Linked DNA regions of Homo sapiens: region 2 is linked to region 1. A link is an interaction called in ENCODE POLR2A ChIA-PET data of the cell type or tissue named here. Cell type or tissue: K562. All regions are shown on one strand. Links, peaks and the distances in the headings refer to the core of each region. The heading gives the core; the rest is flanking DNA.

Evidence for each region. Peaks named below come from ENCODE experiments on the same cell type or tissue, not always from the same donor. Only the 100,000 strongest peaks of a DNase experiment are listed, where the experiment ranks them.
Region 2: POLR2A ChIA-PET joins it to region 1 with 30 read pairs; 32 of 35 experiments call an interaction of 5 or more read pairs at or near these places.

The regions. Positions count from the first base shown.
Region 1 is chr6:37,044,606-37,055,127 of GRCh38, forward strand. It overlaps the pseudogene COX6A1P2. Among named protein-coding and RNA genes, the nearest start is that of FGD2, 44 kb to the left of the region's middle. RefSeq lists cis regulatory regions at 5,410-6,428, 5,707-6,282 and an enhancer at 7,090-7,139. In K562, for the core only: a CTCF peak has its summit at 7,039 (motif pointing right); DNase peaks (open chromatin) are centred at 5,816, 6,176, 7,036, 7,806 and 5 weaker places; H3K4me3 peaks cover 1,712 bases.
Region 2 is chr6:37,173,430-37,182,961 of GRCh38, forward strand. It overlaps PIM1 (Pim-1 proto-oncogene, serine/threonine kinase), which reads left to right. Exons shown (of 6, transcript NM_002648.4): 6 at 505-1,999. The coding sequence ends at 662. Among named protein-coding and RNA genes, the nearest start is that of PIM1, 8.0 kb to the left of the region's middle. In K562, for the core only: a CTCF peak has its summit at 3,996; DNase peaks (open chromatin) are centred at 652, 912, 1,763 and 3,962; H3K4me3 peaks cover 3,026 bases.

The DNA.
Region 1 (10,522 bases), core at 1,554-9,553:
ATATATTTTATGTATATATATTATATATTTATATATTTTATATATGTATATTTTATATATATTTATATATTATATATATTTATATATTTTATATATATACACACACATAGAGATATATGTACATATGCATAGAGATAATACACATATATTTTGTAATGTGTATATATACACCATATATATTATCTATTCAAAAGTAAATAAAGTTGAACATTTTAAAATAATGCTTTGCGGCGCTGCGGCAGTCCAGATCAAAAATGGCGGCAGTTGGTGTGTTCTCGGTTTCTCGGCTGCTGGGTCGGTCCCGCCCACAGCTGGGGCGGCCTATGTCGAGTGGCGCCCATGGAGAAGAGGGCTCAGCTCGCATGTGGAAGACCCTCACCTTCTTCGTCGCGCTCCCCGGGGTGGCAGTCAGCATGCTGAATGTGTACCTGAAGTCGCACCACGGAGAGCACGAGAGACCCGAGTTCATCGCCTACCCCCATCTCCGCATCAGGACCAAGCCGTTTCCCTGGGGAGATGGTAACCATACTCTATTCCATAACCCTCATGTGAATCCACTTCCAACTGGCTACGAAGATGAATAAAGAGAATCTGGACCACTACCCGGGCACCAGGGACCACAGCACTGGTTTGGACCATTACTCTGCACATGGACCAGAAAAAGTATATGGGACCTTAAGCTCACCTTCTTTACTTGTATCAAATGATGACTGGTATACTGGTCTCCCATCCCTTTGCTTGTGGCGGGAGATGGCTTAAATAAATAACTTAAACTTAAAAAAATAAAATAAAATAATGCTTTGTCTTTAACTCAGAAGTTTCGCTTCTACGAATTTATCCTTAGTAAATGATCATGGCAAAGATTTAGCTTAAAGGATGTTATCACAGCTTCATTTGATATTGTGAAAAAGGTAAAACAACCCAATTATTCAACAATAGGAAATTTGTTGAATAGCTTATGCCATTCTCGTACTCGGCCACCGTCTTTAATGGCCTCTTAGAAAACGATCCCATGCCCTGGGAAGTGATCATGATATACTAATTGATAAGAAGTTATGACATGGCACCGTGTAATCTTATCTTTCAAGTCAATTGAATTATATAAGTGTAGATTGAGATGTAGATTAAAACACAGGGAGAGATGAAGATAGATACAGAAACCAAAATGTTAACACTGATCTCTGGGAGGTCCAATTACTGTTGATTTTGTTTTCTTCTCTTTCACCTGTGTTTTTCAACAATAAATGTGCTACTTTGTAAAAACACAAATGCTACAAATTTGTCTCCTTTTTTTGTGAAGGATTCCTAGATGATTCTATAAATAGCAGCTCCAGATACAGAATTTGAAACTTTGTTTTTAAAGAGAACAGAGTTTTCAAAGTCAAAGATTACCAGACATACATCGTTGGTTAGAGAGAGCTGCCAGGCCTGTTCTAAGAAGTCCTATCATGTTGGTGACAACACTGACCCCCTCCCAGTCCAGCTGGCCAGTGGTGGCCATGTCCAGAGGGGACATCCTGAGTGCAGGCTGTGTCCCTAAACTACCTCTAATCAAAACTAGTAGGCATGGGAGGCGCCAGAATTTGCATAGGATGATCTTGGGACCAGTATACAATCTGCACTTCCAAAGCCAGCCCACTGTTTGTACTTACATCATAGCTTAAAAAGTGGGCTGGGGCCAGCTGGGTGCAGTGGCTCACACCTGTCATCTCAGCACTTTGGAAGGCTGAGGCAGGAGGATCACTTGAGGGTAGGAGGATTACTTGAGGTTAGGAATTCGAGATCAGCCTGGGCAATATAGTGAGACCCCCTCTCTAAAACATTCTTTTTAAGCTAGCCAGGTGTGGTGGCTTGTGCCTGTACTCTCAACTACTGTGGAGGCTGAGGTGGGAGGATGGTTTGAGCCCAGGAGTTTGAGGCTGCAGTGAGCTATGATGGTGCCACTGCACTGCAGCCTGGACAACACAGCAAGACCCCATCTCAAAAAAAAAATCATAAGTGTTACAAGTTTAATTCTATGTCCCCAAAACTCCTATATTGAAGTCCTAACCCCAAGTACCTCAGAATGTGATTGCATTTAAAGACAGGATGTTTAAAAAGGTAATTCAGGTAAAATAAGGTCATGAGGATGGGCCCTGATCCAATCAGAAGAGGAAATGAGGAGAGACATGTGCAGAGGAAAGACCATGTGAAGAGAAAGAGAGAAGACGGCTCCCGGCCAAAAAGAGAGGCTTCAGAAACCTGCCCTGATGACACTGTGCTCCTGGACTTCCAGCTTTCAGAACTGTGAGAAAATAAACTTCTGTGTTTAAACCACCCAGTCTATGATACTTTGTTATGAAGACGTCATGTTTACTAAAGACATTTTTTTTTTTGAAACGGAGTCTCGCTCTTTTACCCAGGGTGGAGTGCAGTGGCGCGATCTCGGCTCACTGCAACCTCCATCTCCCAGGTTCAAGCAATTTTCCTGCCTCAGCCTCCTGAGTAGCTGGGATTCACTTCGCTTCCACGTCCAGCTAATTTTTTGTATTTTAGTAGAGACAAGGTTTCACCATGTTGCCCAGGCTGGTTTCGAACTCCTGAGCTCAGGCAATCCGCGCACCTTGGCCTCCCAAAGTGCTAGGATTACGGGTGTGAGCCACCATGCCTGGCCCTGAAGACACTTTTTAATGTATACTTCATATAAGACTGAGAAAATGTCCATTGTCCAAAACAAAGACATTTTCTAGTGGTGCCTCTGAGGTATAGAGCTGATGGCAGTTATGGGGACTTTGGGCACCTCCAGCCCCCAGGCACCTCCACTGCAGGCTGCAGGTTTGCACCCTGGCCTTCCCAGCAGGCAGAAGCAATCCCACCATCCCACGAGCCTGGAGAGCCCGGGTCTCAGCTCCTGGTGGGTCCTCAGGTCCCCGTGCAGAGCTGCAGCCTGGCTCTGAGGCTCTGTCTGGTCTCACCAGTCACCTCTGCAGGGACCTTTTGGGACCTGCTTTCGTCTGTCTGACACTCCTATCAGAGGGGTCTTCCTGCCTCCCAGACCGGACCCCATCTCTAACCCTAGAGGTTCTAGCTCACTCCCTCACCACCACCCTGCTGCTCCTAGACCCCCGGATGTGGTTTCTGGCCTGCAGGAAATTCACTGTCTCCATATCCCCAGCCTGTCTTCCAAGTGCGCTAGAGGCCCAGGCATCCTTATTCTTGAGGCCACATGCTTCCACGTGTCAAATATATTCAAATGCACCCACATGCATCACATATAATTTACATAAACCATAGGAGTTAAGTTGCAAATGTCTAGTTAACATTTTGTAGTCATTTAGTAATTTCACTCTTAACAGTTTACTTCCCTGCTTTTGAAGCTAATGATCGTCCCCTCCCTGCTGTGGCTCAGGTGTTGCCATGGGCGTTTGCCACTGCTCATGGCTGGGGCACCTCAGTCATGGACCTAGCTGTGGTCCATGCCCAGGGTCCCTTCTAAGGAAGTCCAGGCATGCACTGGTGTGCCTGACCCAGGGGAGCCCTCCAAACCACCCAACATCCAGGTACAATGGCCCAGTCTCCGTGCAGTGCTGTAGGGCAAGAGGGGCGGCCCATTTCCAAGCCAAGATGGCCTCCTCCTCCTCTCTACACTTGCTCCTTGGCTAGCTCACTCATACCTTCACTTGCTTCCAGCAGATTTTCCACTATGCAAGAAAAGCTAAGGGCTAAGAGGGTCACTTGACATCGTAGAATCCAAAAGTCCTTCCCATTACAGAGATAAGAAAACTGAGGCCCCGAGAATGAAGCGGTGACCTTCAGGTGCATCCTTGCATTTTGTGGAATTTGAATGTGGAATTCTGCCCTGGGCTGAGGTTGAGATTTTGCAGTTGCTCAAGGGGAACCCTGGAAGCAGAGTGTATCTACCCTCCTCAGACCACTGAGACCCTCAGATTTGTCTTCATCCCAGGTCAGTGGACTTCTCCCAGGTTTTGTTGTCTTCTCTCGGCAACACCCTGCTGAAGCCAGGGGGAAGGCGGGAGATTTATCCTGGGTGCTGAGTATCTAGGGTTATCAGATAAAATGCAGGATGGCCAGTTACAATTGAATTTTAGATAAATAACAAATAAGTTGTTTAGCATGAAGGTGTCCTAAATGTTGCTGTTTATCTGAAATTCAAATGTAACTGGGCATCCTGCATTTTTATTTACTAAACCTGGCCACCCTGTAAGTATCCCATTTCGTTTGGGCCAGGCCCCTCCCCACTGCAGCTGTGAGTTTTCCTGCCACCCAACAGCGTGAGTCACACAGCTGTGGACCTCCAGGCAAATGTTTTTGAACAGAACAGCATCACGGTTTAGGGGAATCCCCTCGCTGTCCCCATAACACATGCTTCAGCAAAGCAAAAACCTTAAAACAACATCTCTGGGAGGAAAATAAAGAAGGCATCAAGAGTTCCCAATGACTCGGGGAAGGCCCCAGCCACGGCCACATTAGTGCAGCCAAGATGGCCACGACTAGATGGCTGGCTCTTCACCTCTGGGAGAGGCACAGCTGGCTTTGACAATCGTGGGAAATTGGAGACCAGACCTTCCCAGCCAACTCCTGTCAAGGTCTGATACTCGTCCTTCCCCACCTTTCTGAGAAGAGGCCTACGAGGAAGAATGGGCTCATGGGCTATGTGAGCCGAGCAGGTTACTTGACTGTGGGATCATGATTGTATCTTTGTCATGGCATCACTGTGGGGATTATAGGAGGAAATTAATGTAAAATGCTTGGCCCAGTACCTGGTGCGCAATAAGCACTTACAATCAATGGTGGCTATTGTTATAAGAACGTCAGGACATGCACTTGGCCATCAAGCCAGTGGGTCTTCTGAAGAGGGTGAGCTTGGAATTCTCTGGGTGCCCATGGTTTGTTGCCCCTCAGAAAGCTGTGGGCCTCTAATATGGGCATATCCCCTGGACTGGAATCTGCATTAAGCCAGTGTCATCTGTCAGCGCTTTGTTTGGGTTAGTCGTTTTTTTGTTTTGTTTTGTTTGAGACAGAGTCTTGCTCTGTTGCCCAGGCTGGAGTGCAGTGGTGCAATCACAGCTCACTGCAGCGTCGACTTGCCGGGTTCTAGCAATTCTCCCACCACACCCTAGTAGCTGGGACTATAGGCGCACACCACTACGCCTGGCTAATTTTTAAATTTTTTTTTTTAAGAGACAAGGTCTCACTGTGTTGTCCAGGCTGGTCTTGAACTCCTGGGCTCAAGTGATCCTCCCGCCTTGGCTTCTTAAAGTGCTGGGATTATAGACGTGAGCCACCATGGCCAGCCCTGGGTTAGATTTTTAGTCACTCAGCAGGGTCCTGAGGAGGCCGGACTCAGAAGAGTTCAGCTTTGAAGGTGGAAAAAGCAAGTTTTCTACCTGGGATGCCCCCAAGGGTAGCAGGCCATACTTCCTAAGTGTGCATGTTGGTGGGGAGGGAGGGTATCAAGGAGTATGTCCCTGGAGAAGGGAGAAAGGAGGGGGCGTGGGAAGGGGCCTGTGGAACGCACGTGTCTCATTTCCTCTTTCGGAATGTCCGCTGTGGGCCCCAACAAAGGAACTTCGGTTGGAACTGGGGTGAGGAAGCCCCCGAAGATCAACTTCTCTTCCTTTAACATTTGGCTCTGCTGAGGGCCCTGGGGTTGGAACACCCACCTTCTTAGAAAGAAACTGAAAGGCCTTAGGAGAAACCCCGCCACTTCCCCTTCCTCGGTAAGAGGAACTTGGCGTTGCCCTGACAGGAAAGTCTTGGTGGGGCTTCTCGGAAGCCGCCACCGCTGCACTGCTGAGCAAAACCACAGGTCAGGGGCCAGGCCGGGGGCCAGGCTAGTGAGGACTGGCCATTGATAAAGTCACAGGCTCCATCTAAGCCCATCGGCAGAACTGGGGAGCTGCCAACATTTCCTCTTCCAGCACCGCCTGCCAACTCCTGTTTGGGAGCCACCAACCCCTCAGCTCTGCCAATGGGTCCCTCCCCACTCACACCAGCCCTCCAACCAGGATCGTTCTGTGTCTGCGTTCTGGACCCCCAGCTATGCCCACCACCCAGCAAAGCTCATCCATCCAGCTCCCATCCCCCACAGAGGCACTGACTCTCCCGTGGAGTCCTGGGGGACCTCACGGGCACGTGGAGCTGTGCTTTGGAATAGGTCACACCCTGTGAGCTGCTTCGGATGGCCTTGTAGATTAAGAAAAATGGTCTTTTGCTGGGCACGCAGGAATGCTTGACTTAACGGTGACTGCTATCTGCTGCGTCCATTCGGAGATCAGAAACAGGCTTCTCTCTGGGACTGGGGATGCCTCTCCTCATCCCTGATATATCCAAGGGCAGCTGCTGTGGCAAGGGGGACAGTGCACAGGTACAAATCACATCTCAGGCCAGCCCCAAAGGGGCCGAGAGATCCTTGGGTCCTAAAGGGTCCCAAAGCTTATTTGTATAAGCTTATTTGTACTAAGCTTTAATATAAACATGTCAGGATGGTGTGGCACCAGAGCCCGGCCACCACTGTGGGGACAGGGTCCAGCCTGCACGGCCTTGCACAAGACCTGTGCCAGGGACCCCTGTGCTCCATTCCAGCTCCTCCTCCAGGCTTTGCTGTGACGAGCCTCTGCCTCCTTCACCCAGCCCTCTCCTGCCCACCCTGTGAGACTGAGCCCCAGTCCAGATGGGTAGGGGCTGCCTGCATGACCTCACTGAGTATATCCCCCAGGGACCCTTGTCCACATCACTTGGTGGTTGCTCTGAGCAACACCCAGCTGGCCTATAGGCTCCCGGATAACAGCAACAGTGGGCTTGGCATCTCTGGATGAACATTTGATGAGGTAATAAGTAAATGGGTGAATTTAGTGCTATCTACCAGGCCTTGTGGCTGAGAGCCCCACGTGCCCACATGCTCAGACATCCACGTGTGGGCAAGTGCACCCGCGTGCGGCAGGAGGAGACACGTGCACGCCTGCCACGGTGTCCCTGAGACGTGTGTCTGTGGATCCCTGCGTTTGTCCCCAGCATCACCCATGATGCCAGCCAGCAGGTGGCGGTGCGCCCCTCCTCTGCGGGTTCGTTGGTCCAAACCGCCGGCAGCTGTCAAGACTGAAGGGGCCTCAGCAGGCACATGGAGCCCACCTCCTTCCTCCCACAGGGGGTCAGGGCTGCTTGGGTCTTGTGGGGAATCAGCCTGGTCTTCCGACCCAGGAGCCAAAACCCTAGTCCAACCCATGTGAGTGGGGCCATCTGTGTGCCCAGCACGGAGCTGGACCCTGACCCCGCAGGAGGGACTGGCGTCCAGGCAGCTGCACAGCTGTGGAGTGGGGAAGTAAAGGCATGGGCTCGCACTCCCAGCCCTGTCTCTGCTGGCTGTGTGACCTTGGGCAAGTTCCTTAACCTCTCTGAGCTTGTTTCCGTGTCTGTTAAGCAGGAATCATGGCAATCTGTAAAATGAATTAGTCAGTGTAAAACATGGGCCACAGTGGGGCCCTACCATAAGGCAGCAGTTCTCACACTTAGGTCTGGAGGGCTTTTGAAAACACAGAGGCCCCGCCTCCAGAGTGGCAGATTCACTAGGTCTGGGGAGAGGCCTGTGACTCTGCATTTCTAAAGAGTTCCCAGGTTGTGCTGATGCTTCGGGCCTGGGGACTACACCGTGAGGACCAGTGTATACGGGATGCTTGGTGTCAGTCAGGAGAGACCCACAGGGTTACACACAAGGCAGGAAGCATCAGCCTCCAGCGAAGACATAGAGGGGCAAATTCCAAGGGCTGCAGGGGGCCCAAGGGAGGACACACCCCTATGATGGGGGTGGCCGGAGGGGCAGAAGGAGGAGCCTCTGGACCTGTCTCTCCCCACCACAATTATCAACATAATCCCTGTCCTGACTGCACCTGCCGGCCCTGCCCGGAGGAAGTGGACCCTGGAGCCCTGGAAAGGATGGGTTAGTTGGCTGTCAGTTCCTGGCTTGGCCAACACTGTGCTCCAGCTTCTGGGAACTCACGTTTTCTTTCTCCTTTTTTTTTTTTTTTTTTGAGACAGGATCTCACTTTGTTACCCAGGCTGGAGTGCAGTGGCTCGATCATAGCTCACTGCAGTCTAAACCTCCCTGACTCAAGCAATTCTCCTGCCTCAGCTTCCTAAGTAGCTGGAACCACAGGTGTGCCCCAGCGCAACCGGCTAATTCTTTAATTTTTTGCAGAGACAGGGGTCTCACTCTGTTGCCCAGGCTGGTCTCGAACTCCTGGACTCAATCAATCCTCCCATCTTGGCCTCCCAAAGTACTGGGATTACGGGTGTGAGCCACCACGCCTGGCCCCTTTTTTAAATATTAGTTTTAAGTCAGAAAGGTAATGCATGTCCATCTTAGAAATTAGTACAATGCAGAAAACTGTAAAGAGGAAAATGAAAATAGTAATCCAAACTTCAGTCAATCAGAGCTAATCAGTATGAGTCTATTTCTTTTTCTTGTCTATGTGTCTGCTTCGTGCATACCGTGGTATCCACTTGACATCGTAGCATAAGCGTTGTCCTTTGATGTTAAAACTCTCAGAAACGGCCGGGCGCGGTGGCTCATGCCTGTAATCCCAGAACTTTGGGAGGCCGAGGCGGGTGGATCACAAGGTCAGGAGATCGAGACCATCCTGACTACCACGGTGAAACCCCATCTCTACTAAAAAAATACAAAAAAAACTAGCCAGGCATGGTGGCGGGCGCCTGTAGTCCCCGCTACTCGGGAGGCTGAGGCAGGAGAATGGCTTGAACCCGGGAGGCAGAGCTTGCAGTGAGCCAAGATCCACTGCACTCCAGCCTGGGCGACAGAGTGAGACTCCGTCAAAAAAAAAAAAAAAAAAAAAAAAAAACTCTCAGAAACGTGAATTTAAGGTCAGCACAACAATCCAGTACAACAAGGTGCCAGACTATATCTGCTTGACTTAAACACTCCCTACTGTTGGACATGCAGGCTGTGTATTTATTTATTTGGCGATTCTAAATAATCCCCTGTGAAGGGTTTGATCCATCAGTGCTGCCTGCATTTCAGATGGCTTCCCCAGCAGAACTTCCTTGAAAGGGATTCACTGGGTCAAAGGGCATGAAAGTTTAAAAGTCTTGATACATATGGACAAAATACTTTCCAAAAATATGCCGGCTGACGGTCCCACCTAGGGTGGGAGGGAGATGACAGCCTGCTCAGCTCAACTCACATAAAACCCTGCTTAGCCCAATTCCTGACATCTGAGATTAAACGAGGTGGCCCAAGCCCCCCAGCAGGGAAGAAGGGCCCAACTCTGTCCAAACTCCACATTGGTCAACCTGCGGAGTGCCATGTCCCACGTCACACTCCAGGTAGAAGATGTGGCACCTCAGGCCAAGCACGACCTGGGCAGAGCTGCCCTCCCGCTCTTGGAGCCAGGATTGTTCTTCAGCCCTCACTTTCTTTCATACCTCATGTCCAGGATGTCTGCAAGTACATTTGGGGCTACCTTCAAAACATCCCCAGCTGGGCATGGTGGTGCACACCTGTAGTCCCAGCTACTCAGGAGGCTGAGGAGGGAGGATCGCTTGAACCCAGGAGTTCAAGGCTGCAGTGAGCTATGATCATGCACTGCCCTCCAACCTGGGCAACGGAGTGAGACTTCACCTGTAAAAAATGAATTAATTTAAAAAACTCCACATCCTGAATGTGACCACAGCTCCTCTCTCCACCACTACCCTGGCCCACCTCTCACCTGGTTATCTCAGTAGCCCCCTCTTTGACTCTCTGCCTCCCCGGGCGTGAGCCACCGCGCCCGGCCGTTTCTGAGAGTTTTAACATCAAAGGACAACGCTTATGCTACGATGTCAAGTGGATACCACGGTATGCACGAAGCAGACACATAGACAAGAAAAAGACCCCCTTAGAGTCTGTTCTCCATAGCAGCCAGAGAGATCCTTTCAAAACCTAGGTTACATCAGCTCAGCCCTGAGCTCACAACCCTCCAGTGGCTCGTTCACGTGGGGTAAAAGCAAAGCCCTCACTATGACCCGCAAAGCCTTTAGGACCTGTGCCTCCCGCACTCCCATCACCTCCCTCACCTAACATCCTGCCACTCCCCTGCACCCTCTCAGCTCCCTGATGCTCCTCAGAACACCTCCAAGTGCATTCCTGCCTCAGGGCCTTTGCACTTGCCGTTACTCCTGCCTGGCATATTTCCTCAGGTACCCACAGGGCTCCTCTCCTCAACTGTCATCTCAAAACAATCATAAGCAAACAGGATCTGCTTTGGGAAGGCCCTCCCTGATCAGCCCATCTGAAGAAGCGCCCTGGCCCCTCTCTCTTCCCTCACCCTGCGTCGTGCTCCCTTACTCTGCGATTATTCTCTGCCCTCTCTAGTAGTAGAAAGCCTCCACAGGACTGCACTCTGTCTGTCTCGTTCACTGCTGCAACCCTGGCACCTGTGTGCCGCCTGGCTCCCAGTTGGTGTTCCACTGTACATCTGCTGAATGTTGACTTGAATGGGAGATTGCACTGTCTGGGTATGTGCGTGTG
Region 2 (9,532 bases), core at 62-8,061, 130 kb after region 1:
ACTTTTTTAAAGGTACCAACAGAAACCTGATAATTCCTGGCTGTTTTGCCAGGGAGTAAAAAGTTAAAAGCTCTTTTAGCATCTTCTTTAAGGCAGCAGCTCCAAATATTTTGGTACCAGTGACCTCACTGTGGGTGGTGTTCGTGTTTGTAAGTTGGTAGGTGAATTGAATCATTTCATCATGCTCAGTGGTGTCTCATCAAAATCTCTTGTCATCATCCTTCCTATTTCTGGTGAGTGGGTGTTGTGGGAAAGGCCCCCACTATTGAAGTTTGAAAACCACAGGTTTAAGAGGGGAGTCAGTTTTTAGCTGAAAGCAGACTGGAGGACCCAGATATTAGTCAATACCTTCCTATTGAAGGGTACCCAGCACAGTGTTCTAGAAAATGCTTGGCCTCCCTGGGACCCCAGACTTGTGGGCCTCTGAGAAGCAAATGGGGAAGACCTTTGCAGTGTAAAAACAAGTTGAGTCATTCATAACCTCGTCTATCCTCCTTTCTGCAGAATGTCAGCATCTCATTAGATGGTGCTTGGCCCTGAGACCATCAGATAGGCCAACCTTCGAAGAAATCCAGAACCATCCATGGATGCAAGATGTTCTCCTGCCCCAGGAAACTGCTGAGATCCACCTCCACAGCCTGTCGCCGGGGCCCAGCAAATAGCAGCCTTTCTGGCAGGTCCTCCCCTCTCTTGTCAGATGCCCGAGGGAGGGGAAGCTTCTGTCTCCAGCTTCCCGAGTACCAGTGACACGTCTCGCCAAGCAGGACAGTGCTTGATACAGGAACAACATTTACAACTCATTCCAGATCCCAGGCCCCTGGAGGCTGCCTCCCAACAGTGGGGAAGAGTGACTCTCCAGGGGTCCTAGGCCTCAACTCCTCCCATAGATACTCTCTTCTTCTCATAGGTGTCCAGCATTGCTGGACTCTGAAATATCCCGGGGGTGGGGGGTGGGGGTGGGTCAGAACCCTGCCATGGAACTGTTTCCTTCATCATGAGTTCTGCTGAATGCCGCGATGGGTCAGGTAGGGGGGAAACAGGTTGGGATGGGATAGGACTAGCACCATTTTAAGTCCCTGTCACCTCTTCCGACTCTTTCTGAGTGCCTTCTGTGGGGACTCCGGCTGTGCTGGGAGAAATACTTGAACTTGCCTCTTTTACCTGCTGCTTCTCCAAAAATCTGCCTGGGTTTTGTTCCCTATTTTTCTCTCCTGTCCTCCCTCACCCCCTCCTTCATATGAAAGGTGCCATGGAAGAGGCTACAGGGCCAAACGCTGAGCCACCTGCCCTTTTTTCTGCCTCCTTTAGTAAAACTCCGAGTGAACTGGTCTTCCTTTTTGGTTTTTACTTAACTGTTTCAAAGCCAAGACCTCACACACACAAAAAATGCACAAACAATGCAATCAACAGAAAAGCTGTAAATGTGTGTACAGTTGGCATGGTAGTATACAAAAAGATTGTAGTGGATCTAATTTTTAAGAAATTTTGCCTTTAAGTTATTTTACCTGTTTTTGTTTCTTGTTTTGAAAGATGCGCATTCTAACCTGGAGGTCAATGTTATGTATTTATTTATTTATTTATTTGGTTCCCTTCCTATTCCAAGCTTCCATAGCTGCTGCCCTAGTTTTCTTTCCTCCTTTCCTCCTCTGACTTGGGGACCTTTTGGGGGAGGGCTGCGACGCTTGCTCTGTTTGTGGGGTGACGGGACTCAGGCGGGACAGTGCTGCAGCTCCCTGGCTTCTGTGGGGCCCCTCACCTACTTACCCAGGTGGGTCCCGGCTCTGTGGGTGATGGGGAGGGGCATTGCTGACTGTGTATATAGGATAATTATGAAAAGCAGTTCTGGATGGTGTGCCTTCCAGATCCTCTCTGGGGCTGTGTTTTGAGCAGCAGGTAGCCTGCTGGTTTTATCTGAGTGAAATACTGTACAGGGGAATAAAAGAGATCTTATTTTTTTTTTTATACTTGGCGTTTTTTGAATAAAAACCTTTTGTCTTAACTCGTGGCTTCTAATCGTCTGTGCGGAGGCATTGCTAACCTGCATTTATTGAGCATTTGGTAAGTGCCAAAGAATTGTAGGAGAAAGGAATTCTCAGCCTAAATCTGGCTTCCTTCAACATTGGGATTTCTAGGATAGTCATCTTCCTGAAACGAATGTATGGTCAAGGGGTAGGACCAGTATTGTCAAAATTTGGGCAATATCTGGCATGGGAGGCCTAATAAAATAACCTTTTCCAGATTACAATTTTAAAGCTATGCAAATAGGATAGATGTGACAATTTTCAAGTGTTCAATAGCCATTTATGGCTAGTGGCCACCTCATATAAAACATCATTGCAGAAAGTTCTATTGGATGGGGCTGATCTAGAGATAACAAATACATACCTATTACCAAACTAACCCTTGAAGCTTTTATCAGTTGTCTGCCACTGATAGTAAAACATTTTGAGCATGTCCCCTTGGTACACGTGAAGTTTATTGAAAAACTATTGCCTCTATTACTCTCGGTTCCTGATTCAAGTTTCCTTCACCTTTAGTGTGAGGTTTAGTTTCTTTTCGAGACTGAGTCTCTGTCAACCAGGCTGGACCAGCTGGCGTGCCACTGCCAGTGGCACGATCTCGGCTCACTGCAACTTTCACTTCCCGGGTTCAAGCAGTTCTACCTCAGCCTCCTGAGTAGCTGGGATTACAGGCGCCCGCTGCCACGCCCAGCTAATTTTTGTATTTTAGTAGAGACAGGGTTTTACCATGTTGGCCAGGCTGGTCTCGAGCTCCTTGACCTTATGATCCGCCTGCTTCAGCCACCCAAAGTGCTAGGATTACAGGTGTGAGCCATCGTGCTCCGCAGCCTTTTTTTTTTTTTTTTTGAGATGGAGTGTCGCTCTGTTGCCCAGGCTGGGGTGCAGTGGTGCAATCTAGGCTCATCGCAAGCTCCGCCTCCCGGGTTTTAAGTGATTATCCTGTCTCAGCCTCCCGAGAAGTTGGGATTACAGGCATGTGCCACCAGGCCAGCTAATTTTGTATTAGTAGATACGGGGTTTCGCCATGTTGGCCAGGCTGGTTTGGAACTCCTGACTTCAAGTGATCTGCCTGCCTTGGCCTCCCAAAGTGCTGGGATTACAGGCGTGGGCCACCGCGCCTGGCCTAGTCTTTAACAATAGTATAATTTATTATGCAGCATAGAAAAAATAATAGAACAGTGTGGTGACACTAAAGTCGTGACCAGATAAGACCCAGTCTACAAAAAATAAGTGAAAATTAGCTGAGCGTGGTGGCATACACCTGTAGTCCTACCTATGCAGGAGGCTGAGGCAGGAGGATCGCTTGAACCCAGGAGCTCCAAGGTTGCAGTGAGTTATGATCACGCTATTGCACTCCAGCCTGGGCAACAGGTAACCCCACTTAAAACACACACACACACACACACACACACACACACAATAGTGGATGGGTAGAAATGTGAGTTTGACTTAAGGTTTCCCCCTCTGATGTGTTTGACAAAGGGCTAATATTGGGAGTAGGTGAAATGTTAGCTCTGCCATTTTCTTACTGCTTATTCTTGAATAATTAGTATTTTTAGTCCATGGTTTCTTTGCAGGGATCTGTTTAATAGGCCCTTTGTCCATTTTGTGTGAGTTTAGTTAAACTGGATGGCAAGACCCATGAATCCACTTTGTACGTGTGGCCTGAATACATCCTGATATTTTGAAAGCACACTGGAGTGCCATTGTCAATTCATATATTAAGTATTGGTAAATGTTGGTTTCTTGTTTCTTTATAAATATCCACAGTTATAATACTCCCTCCCTGGGGGTCATCATGCTCCCAACCCTCAATGCATCCACACACCCTTTGGACACTGGCCCATATGCACCCTCGAGGTTGCTGGAGGGTGCAGACTATAATACCCCTCACTCCTCATTGGGTTCTGGTGTATGTCTACCCTTAAGCTTAGACTAGATCCCATACCTCAGCTCAGCCCCCATGTGGCTATAAAGAGGAAGGAAGGATGTCTTGGTTCTGGGGGGCTGATTTTCTGAGGTTCCCCTTTTCTCTAATCTCTCCCATCCCCCACACAACATACACACACTACCAACATCTTGGAGCCTGAGGGTTGCATGCTTCGTCCTTTCCAGTAAAGCTGACACTTGGATAATTAAAAGTTGCCGCAAACTATTAACGAAATCAGGCAAAGCCCCACCCTTCTCTTTCTCGAAGTGAGTTTCTGGCAGTTTCCCCATCTAATGAGACTGCTGCGGGGGAATAGAAGAAAGTATCTCTGAATAAAGACAGATCGTGCTCCTGTTGGATGCAAGAGATTAAGAGTTTTAGGGGGAGGGTGAAAGGTCATATTTAATCTCTTCTCAGGGGCAGTTTGACATCTAGCGTGGAAAGGGAATCAGATAACCAATAAGTCTGCGGGGGATCAATGTCATGGCCAGAGGAATATAGAGAGCAATGGTTAAAAGCATTGACTTGGGAATCAGCCTTGAGCTTACTTATCTAGAAACCTTGGGCAAGTTATTACACCCTCTAAAACTAATCTCTAAACAGAGATACTCCTGGATTGGATTATTAGGAGACTGGGTTAAATAACAGATATACTTACATACAGAAAAACTACTATCTCCCGCTTACGGATGCATACACATGTAGCAAAAGTACAAAGAAGTACAGGGTGGGGTAGGGTGTGGTAGTTCACACCCATAATCCCAGCACTTTGGGAAGACAAGGAGGGATGATCACTTGAGCCCAGGAGTTTGAGACTAGCCTGGCCAACATGACAAAACCCCATCTCTACAAAAAAATAGAAGCATTAGCCGGACGTGGTGGTGCGTGCCGGTAGTCCCAGCTACTTGGGAGGCTGAGGTGGGAGGATCAATTGAGTCCGGGAGATGGAGGCTGCAGTGAACCAAGATGGCACCACAACATTCTAGCTTGGGTGAAAGAGCGAGACCCTGTCTCAAAAAAACAAAACAAAACAAAACAAACAAAAAAGTACAGGGTGATAATAAGTTTCCAGAGTCAGGGAAGTGGTTATTACCTTTGGGGAGAAGGGAGGGAGGTTGTGATTTGTGGAAAGAGACCTTCAACTATTTTGGCAATGCTTTATTCCATAAACTAGATGGTATGAGTAAGGTGTTTGTATTATTCTTTTCAACTTTTGGGTTGTTTTAAATGTTTTATGATAAACTTTATTTTTAAAAATTTTTCTCTGGCTGGGCGCGGTGGCTCACACCTGTAATCCCAGCACTTTGGGAGGCCGAGGCAGGCGGATCACAAGGTCAGGAGATCGACACCATCCTGGCTAACACAGTGAAACCCCATCTCTACTAAAAATACAAAAACTTAGCCAGGCATGGTGGCATGTGCCCATAGTCCCAGCTACCCAGGAGGCTGAGGCAAGAGAATCGCTTGAACCCAGGAGGCGGAGGTTGCAGTGAGCCAAGATAGCTAGCCACTGCACTCCAGCCTGGGCGACAGAGTGAGACTCCGTCTCAAAAACAAAAAAAATTTTTTTTCTTTGTTCTTTCTTTTTAAACATTTATTTATTTATTTTAGCTGGGAGTGGTGGCTCACGCCTGTAATCCCAGCACTTTAGGAGGCTGAGGCGGGTGGATCATCTGAGGTCAGCAGTTCAAGACCAGCCTGACCAACATGGTGAAACCCAGTCTCTACCAAAAATACAAAATTAGCTGGGCATGGTGGTGCATGTCTATAGTCCCAGCTACTCAGGAGGCTGAGGCAGGAGAATCACTTGAATCCAGGAGGTGGAGGCTGCAGTGAGCCACGATCACGTATAGCCTGGGCGACAGAGCGAAACTCTGTCTCAAAAAAAATATATATATTTATATATATAATATATAATATATATTATATATTATATTATATATTATACATAAATTATATATTATATATATAATATATAATATATAATATATATTATATATTATATATTATATATTATACATAAAATATATATAATATATATTATATATTATATTATATATTATATATAAAATATATATATAATATATATAATATTATTTATTTATTTTGAGACAGGGTCTCACTCTGTCACCCAGACTGGAGTGCAGTGGCATAATCTCGGTTCACTGCAACCTCCACTTCCTGAGTTCAAGCAATTCTCGTGCCTCAGCCTCCCAAGTAGCTGAGACTACAAGCGTGTGCTACCACACCTGTCTACTTTTTGTATTGTTAGTAGAGATGGGGTTTCACCATGTTTGCCAGGCTAGTCTTGAACTCCTGATCTCAAGTAATCCACCTGCCTTGGCTTCCCAAAGTGCTGGGATTACAGGTGTGAGCCACTGCGCCCGGTCCATTTTTTTTTTTTCTTTTGAGAGACAGATTTTTGCTCTGTATCCCAGGCTGGAGTGCAGAGGCATGAACTTGGCTCACGGCACCCAGGTTCAAGCGATTCCCCTGCCTCAGCCTCCCAAGTAGCTGGGATTACAGGGACCTGCCGCCATGCTTGGCTAATTTTTGTATTTTTAGTAGAGATGGGGTTTCATCTTCTTGGCCAGGCTGGTGTCAAACTCCTGACCTCAGGTGATCCGTCCACCTCGGCCTCCCAAAGTGCTGGGATTACAGGCACGAGCCACTGTCCTCAGCCTTTCACTTTTTCTTTTAATTGAGACAGGGTCTCACTACGTTGCTCAGGCTAATCTTTAATTCCTGGCCTCAAGTGATCCTCCCTCCTTGGCCTCCCAAAGTGCTGTGATTACAGGTGTGGAATATCATGCCCAGCCTATGATAAGCTTTTAAAAGTGATGAATATATTTGTGCGTATCATGTAGGAGGCAGCAGATGGAGTTATTACTGCCCTTGGCTGAGGGGATCTGGGAAGGCTTCAAAGAGGAGGTGGCATTTCACCTGGATTTTGAAGGATGGAGCCTTAGCCTGCTTCCCTGTAAAATAGGCACCAAACATGCAGATGGAGCAGAGAAATCTGGATGTGCTAAATGTTTTTCCCCCACTAGACCAGGAATCAGCAAACTATGGCCTGCTGCCTGAACTGGTCCCTGTACAGTTTTTGTACGGCTTGCAAGCTAAGCCTAGATTTTACATTTTTAAGTAGTTGAAAATCAATCAAATGAAGAATAATATGTTGTGATATGTAAAAATTATATAATACTTGGCTGGGTATAGTGGCTCATGCTTATAATCCCAGCACTTTGGGAGGCCGAGGTGGGAGGATTGCTTGAGGCCAGGAGTTCTGGACCAGCTTGGGCAACCTAGCAAGACTTCCATCTCTACAAAAAATAAATAAAAATTAGTCAGGCATGATGGCCTAGCTACTTGGGAGGCTGAGACAGGAGGATCACGTGAGCCCAGGAGTTTGAGGTTACAGTGAGCTATGATCTCACCACTGCGCTCCAGCACTCCAGCCTGGTTGACAGAGCAAGACTCTATCTCTAAAAGAAAAAGAAAAAAAAAGAGGCCAGGTATGGTGGCTCATACCTGTAATCCCAGCACTTTGGGAGGCTTAGGTGGGCGGATCACCTGAGATCAGGAGTTTGAGACCAGCCTGGCCAACATGGTGAGACCCTGTATCTACAAAATACAAAAATTAGCCCAGTGTGTTGGTGCCTGCCTGTAATCCCAGCTACCAGGGAGGCTGAGGCAGGAGAATTGCTTAAACCCATAAGGTGGAGCTTGCAGTGAGCCAAGATTTCTCCATTGCACGCCAGCCTGGGCAACAGAGTGAGACTGCATCTCACAAAAAAAAAAAAAAATATATATATATATATATATATATATACACACACACACACATTTGTACACACATATGCAACTCAATTGTCTGTGTTCATAAATAAATCTTGTCCATTTACATATTGTCTATGGCTGCATTTGTGATACGATGGCAGAGTTGAGTAGTTAAGACACTCAGTATGGCTGGCGAAGCTGAAAACATTTACTATCTTGTCCTTTACAGAGAAATTTGCTAATCTCTACACTAGATTATGGTCCCATTGACTCATTTTTTGTTGTTGTTGTTTTTTTGGGGTTTTTTTTTTTGAGACAGGGTCTTACTCCGTCATCCAGGCTGGAGTGCAGTGGCTCGATCAGGGCTCACTGCAGCCTTGACTTTCCAGGCTTAAGCAATCCTCCCACCTCAGTCTCCTGAGTAGCTGTGACTACAGGTGGGCCCCACTGTGCCCAGCTAATTTGTTTTTTTGTTTGTTTGTCTGTTTGTCTTGAGACAGGGTCTTGCAATGTTGCCCAGGCTGGAGTGCAGTGGTGCGATCACGACACACTGCAACCTCAACCTCCTGAGCTCAAGTAATCCTCTTGCCACTGCCTCCCAAAGTGCTGGGATTACAGGCATGAGCCATTGTGCCTGGTCTGAACTACATCTTTGATAACTCTTTTTTTTTTTCTTTTTGAGATGGAGTCTCGCTCTGTCCCCAGGCTGGAGTGCAGTGGCATGATCTCGGCTCCACCTCCTGGTTCAAACATTCTCCTGCCTCAGCCTCCCAAGTAGCTGGGATTACAGGCGCCTGCCACCACGCCTGGCTAATTTTTGTTTTTGTTTTGTTTTGTTTTGTTTTGAGATGGAGTCTCACTCTGTCACCCAGGTTGGAGTGCAGTGGCACCATCTCGGCTCACTGCAAGTTCAGCCTCCCGGGTTCATGCCATTCTCCTGCCTCAGCCTCCCAAGTAGCTGGGACTACAGGCACCCACCACCACGCCCGGCTAATTTTTTTTTTTTTTTTTTTTGGTATTTTTAGTAGAGACGGAGTTTCACCATGTTGTCCAGGATGGTCTCAATCTTTTGATCTTGTGATCTGCCCGCCTTGGCCTCCCAAAGTGCTGGGATTACAGGCATGAGCCACCACGCCCGGCCTGATAACTCTTAACCTAGTGCCAGGCATGTAGTAGTTCCTTAGTGATAATAGCTAACATACAGTACCTACTATGTGCCCAGCACTATTCTGCATGCTTTGCATGCATTAACTTATTTATCCTTAAAACAACTCTATGACACTATTGGAAAGTACAGGGGGAAACACTGTTATTTGTTTTATTTTATTTTATTTTATTTTGTATTTTTATTTATTTATTTTTTTTTGAGACAGTCTCGCTGTATTGCCCAGGCTGGAGTGTAATGGCGCGATCTCAGCTCACTGAAATTTCTGCCTCCTGGGTTCAAGCGATTCTCCTGCCTCAGCCTTCTGAGTGGCTGGGATTACAGGTATGTGCTATCACGCCCAGCTAATTTTTGTATTTTTTTTTAGTAGAGACTGGGTTTTGCCATGTTGGCCAGGCTGGTCTCAAACTCCTGACCTCGGGTGATCCACCCGCCTCAGCCTCCCAAAGTGCTAGGATTACAGGCATGAGCCACTCCGCTCTGCCTATTTTATTGTTTTAGAGATGAGGGTCTTGTCATGTTGCCCAGGCTGGCCTCAAAATCTTGGCCTCAAGCAATACTCCTGCCTCAGCCTCCTGAGTAGCTGACTGTACAGGTACATGCCACCTAGCCCGGCTTGATGCAGTTATGTATCCA